Regions from separate parts of the Homo sapiens genome. Here region 1 is linked to region 2. A link is an interaction called in ENCODE POLR2A ChIA-PET data of the cell type or tissue named here. Cell type or tissue: PC-9. All regions are shown on one strand.

Evidence for each region. Peaks named below come from ENCODE experiments on the same cell type or tissue, not always from the same donor. Only the 100,000 strongest peaks of a DNase experiment are listed, where the experiment ranks them.
Region 1: POLR2A ChIA-PET joins it to region 2 with 7 read pairs; 3 of 35 experiments call an interaction of 5 or more read pairs at or near these places.

Annotation. Positions count from the first base shown.
Region 1 is chr20:38,047,961-38,050,460 of GRCh38, forward strand. It overlaps RPRD1B (regulation of nuclear pre-mRNA domain containing 1B), which reads left to right. Exons shown (of 7, transcript NM_021215.4): 3 at 388-521. Among named protein-coding and RNA genes, the nearest start is that of RPRD1B, 15 kb to the left of the region's middle. In PC-9, no CTCF peak of the experiment used is centred here; no DNase peak of the experiment used is centred here; H3K27ac peaks cover 331 bases.
Region 2 is chr20:38,299,045-38,301,544 of GRCh38, forward strand. No RefSeq gene overlaps it. Among named protein-coding and RNA genes, the nearest start is that of BPI, 3.9 kb to the right of the region's middle. In PC-9, no CTCF peak of the experiment used is centred here; a DNase peak (open chromatin) is centred at 1,137; H3K27ac peaks cover 391 bases.

The DNA of each region.
Region 1 (2,500 bases), 250 kb before region 2:
TTTTTTAAAATCATTTTTCTATCTTTAAGAGTTCTGATCCACTTTTAATTTCCAGCAGAATGTCTGGCATTTTAATTAACGTCTTCTTAAAAAGCAAGCTATCACAACTGATAAGATGGAGTTTTGATAATTTTCTGTCTGTAAAAATTGGCCATTGACTTTTGGTCCTATTTGATTTCAATTATGGCATGATCCCTCCCACTGCACGAAGAATGTAGTTTGTGGTCAAGTTTTGGGTATCCAGGTATTACAATATGTACCTTATTTGGTTTTAAATGTGTAAATCATTTAGTCAGTTGTTGATTTCTTTTTTTTTTAAGTAGGTCTGTCCTAATTAAAAGCAAAAAATCTTAAGCTTATATATATCTTTTCATCTTTTCTGGGCAGAGAGGCAGATGAAGGCTGTAAAAAACCTTTAGAAAGATTGCTGAACATCTGGCAAGAACGAAGTGTGTATGGCGGCGAGTTCATACAGCAGCTGAAGCTGTCTATGGAGGACTCCAAGAGCCCTCCCCCCAAAGGTAGAAACATCACCACATGTTTACAGCTCTTGGTCTTTGCCTACTTTCGAATCAAATATGAAAAGCTGCAGTGGGGTTTGCTGTGAACCACCAGCGATTTTATGATTCTTCAGAGAGACAGATGATCATGAATGATGGTGAGAATTTATGTAGTGCTCACAGCGTGTAAGCCTGGTTCTAGTATTCATGCTATTCATCCTCTCACACCCTGACTTTTGCTCTCTGTTCTCCTTGGCTTGCTTCTGTCTTTCAGAGACTTTCCTTGCACAAGGAAAGGAACAACAAAGTTGTTCAGAGTTGTGGTGAACTAGGAAGTAGCCTGGACTAAGATTTTGTCCTTGCTCTGCCATTAACTACAATAGGACCTTGGATAAGTTTCTTAGCTTTTTAAGAACTTGATTTAATTAAATGTAGATGTGCTTTTGAAACATATCCTTAGGATTGTCAGCATGGTGTCTGTCTAAAGTTGATTGTTTGTTTGTTTTGGAGACAGAGTCTCACCCTGTCATCCAGGCTGGAGTGCAGTGGCGTGATCTCGGCTCACTGCAACCTCCGCCTCCTGGGTTCGAGCCATTCTCCTGCCCCAGCCTCCTGAGTAGCTGAGATTCAGGCACCTGCCACAACACCCGGCTAATTTTTGTATTTTTAGAAGAGACGGGGTTTCACCATGTTTGCCAGGCTGGTCTCAAACTCCTGACCTCAAGTGATCTGCCCGCCTCGGCCTCCCAAAGTGCTGGATTACAGGTGTGAGTCACTGCGCCCAGCTTAAAACTGATTTTGATCTTTACTGAACCCAGGATATCTTTAGGAAGTGCATCTGTGTGTGAATTTTGCAAAGCCCTTAATAAGAGCTTATATTATTTTTTCTTTTTTCTTTCTTTTTTTCTTTTTTTTTTTTTTTTTTTTTGAGACAGAGTCTTGCTTTGTTACCTGGGCTGGAGTGCGGTGGTATGATCTCAGCTCACTGCAACCTCCGCCTCCCGGGTTCAAGCAGTTCTTTGCCTCAGCCTCCCGAGTAGCTGGAATTACAGGCACCTGCCACCATGCCCAGCTAATTTTTGTATTTTTGGTAGAGACAGGGTTTCACCATCTTGGCCAGGCTGGTCTTGAACTCCTGACCTCGTGATCCACCCGCCTCAGCCTCCCAAAGTGCTGATATTATAGGCGTGAGCCACCTCACCTGGCCTATTTTTTTCTTTAAAGAGTAAGATCAAATGTTGTTTAGTTACTTGGCTTCTGGTTAGTTGTGGTTTAATTCTAGTTGGCATGACATGTTTCTTAGCTACAGATCTGATCTGCCTGCATACATGTTTCCTGGAGGATCGAGTCCAAGTACTGATAGTATTGAAGACCCTTTCTATCTGAACTAGCCTGTTTTTCCAGATTCTTCTCCTGCCACTTCCTCACTTACACTGTATTCTTTGGCCAAACTGAATTGCCGACAGTTTACCCTCTGGATGCTCTGTTGGCACTGCTTCCTTTCCATCTGCTGTTACCTCTACTTGATGTCCTTCTACCGCTTTCACTGTGTGATGAACTCATTCTCCAAGAATGCAACTCTCATTCTGACATCTTCCCTGGCTTGTCTGGGCCCATGTGGTCATTCCCTCCTTGTTCTCTGGTACTTTATACATGCATCTGCTATAGAACCTAGTCATGATTAGCATGTGTGACAGTATCCTTCACTGAGTAACCCTTTTGTGTACCCTTCATGATCCTTTCCAGGTCTGGAATTATTTGCATTTTGCAGTGGGTAACTTTCCTGTGAAACCAAAGGTTAGAGGCTTTCTGTGAATGACATAAGTGCTTTCAGACTGCAGGTCATTGTTGTTTTACTTGGTGTTGCTAGAAGATAATTTTAGGATCACTCAGGTGATTGGTAGCTTCTGAAAAGCAAGATGTTTCCTGCTTTGGATTCTGGTGTTTTTATTGTGTCCTTTGGAGGTCTTCAGTACAGCTTTGGGGAATTACTCAGCATT
Region 2 (2,500 bases):
CCAGAGAGGCACCCTCCCTTCCACCCACCCCTGGAGAGCTGCTCTATCTTGTTTTCCTTTCTCTCAGCCTTCAGCTTGTCCCAGAAACTGCCCTTTGTGCAGGGCTCAGGCCTTCAGTCTGAGAAACCACCCTCCTTCCATCAGCCCCCAGGCACCGATGCAGATGCCTCCCCCCGGAAGCGTTGGGGGTTTGCCAGGCCAGACTGAGCTTGTCCTTAGTCTCCAAGCACTTAGGGTCTAGAACTATGCTCTGACTCTTCTTTTAATTTATTCACTATTGAGTAAATCTTGTGTCCCACTCTGGGATTGCTGTGATAATAATAATTAATATTAGTATTAATAATAATGAGGAAGCTCAGCCCCTACCCTGTGCCCCTTGGAGGCTCATATCTTTCTGACCAGATTACTCAAAGGAGCCCTTTTATGAGACGTGAAGCTGGGAAGGAGACAGACAGTGTTTTTTAGCATAACAAAGCAGGGGAGACACCCTCTTAAGAGTTTATGCCATAATACAAAATTAATACAAATTGTACAAAATGTCTGATTCTCTTTTTTTTTTTTTTTTTTTTTTGAGACAGAGTCTCGCTCTGTCACCCAGGCTGGAGTGCAGATCACAGCTCACTGCAAACTCCGCCTCCCAGGCTCAAGTGATGCTCCCACCTCAACCTCCCAAGCAGCTGGGACTACAGGCGTGGGCTACCATGCTGGCTAATTTTTGTATTTTTTGTAGAGACGGGGTTTCGCCATGTTGCCCAGGCTGGTCTCAAACTCCTGGACTCAAGCGATCTGCCCACCTCGGCCTCCCACCATGCTGGCCTGATTGTCTTTTCCACACTGCACCTTGAGGCTGGATCTCCAGGTGGGCCTGCTTCTCTCCTCCCCTTCACCCTCCAGCATCTACCACAAGCTCCTCCTTCACCTGCAACCCCCTCTCAGGATGAAAGAATGGCTGGCAGCATAGCCTGGAAGCCGGACACACAGAGGAAGGGGGACCCTGGTGGGTGAGGGAGGGAAAGGGCTAGAAAATCAGAGCTGAGGGGAGGGAGAGTACAGGGCCTCAGGTGACCACAGAGGTGACCTCATGTTAAACCCAGGCAAGACCTGTGCCTGAGGATGGAGCGTGGGGACAAACGAGGAAACAGGTTCAGCAAGTTTAAGCAGCAAGCTCACAGTCACAGAGCGAGGAAGTGGCAGAGCTGGGATCTGGGCCCAGGTTTGTCAGGTTCCAAACCATGCCCTTAACAGCCTTGCTGTGCTGCGGGGGCTCACATAAGGCAGGGAGTGGCTGCTTCTCCTCCAAGCCCCTGGCGGAGTGGAAGGCTCACAGAGGCAATGTAAGCCACAGATTCCTCTATCTTTGCCCCTATCCAGTCCAAACCCAGAGGCCAGAGGGCCAAGAGCTCAGTTTCCAGTGCCCCTGGCTTGTTTTCCTGGGGGCTCTGAGGCTCTCCAGCCAGCTAGTGATGAAGGTTGACTTACGATTATTTACTGAGCACCTTCTCTGTGCAAATCGATTCACACCTATTATCTCATTTCATCCTCAGGAACAACTGCCATGATGAGCACTGTTTCCTCATCTTTAAATGAGGAACCCCAATTTCAGAAAGGTGGAGGAACTTGGCCAGGCTCACAGAATAGGGTAGCATGGCTGGGACTATGAACCCAGGACTGCCTGGCTCTAAACCCAATTCACTTTCTTCTGGAAAAAGTCGTCAGCCTAAGGACGGAAGAGCAGGAAAATAGACAGATCCAGCCCTTGAACTGACCAACTCTTGATCCACCCCATCTGTGAATTTCTACTGAGAAGAATATATTTTCCCTATGATTTAAGCTGCATCAAATTGAAATAGCAGGAGAAGAGTTTTGGGGGATGACAGGATTCTTCTATATCCTGATTGTGGTCCTGGTTACAACACATAGCTATACATGTATCAAAATTCCTAGAACTAAAAGGAACTCTAGGAAGCAAATATGGCAGAATGTTAAGGTTTTATAAACCTATGTGGTCTATTCTTTTCTTAGGTTTGAAATATTTTATAATAATTTTAGGGAAAAGAAAAAAACAAAAAGCAGGAGGAGGAGGAAGAGGAAAAGGATATTTGGGGAAAGTCTGTTTAGATGGGATGGCTGGAGCTGCTGCGGCCATCTTGCAACCATGAAAGAAGCCAGTGTAAGAGCAAATCTGAGACACGGGGATGGGAGAGCAGAGAGATGGAAAGATGATCCTGCAGATGTCGGTCAGTTGCTGAATCAATCAGAATCTCAAACCTGTCCTCCTCCCTCTGGACTTCCTCTCTGCCATAATAAATTTGTTTATCGTTGAAGCAATGTGAGTTGATGGTTTCTGATACTTGGGTTGAAGACACTGTTACTGATACAGGATACGGGGTCAGATCTGAAGCAGTGGGGCAGCCCCATGGCCAGCAGCAGTGCTGACAAGGAGACTGTGGAAAGTCACTGATGTGGCTCATCTAGATGTGGCTGGGCATGAGACATCGGG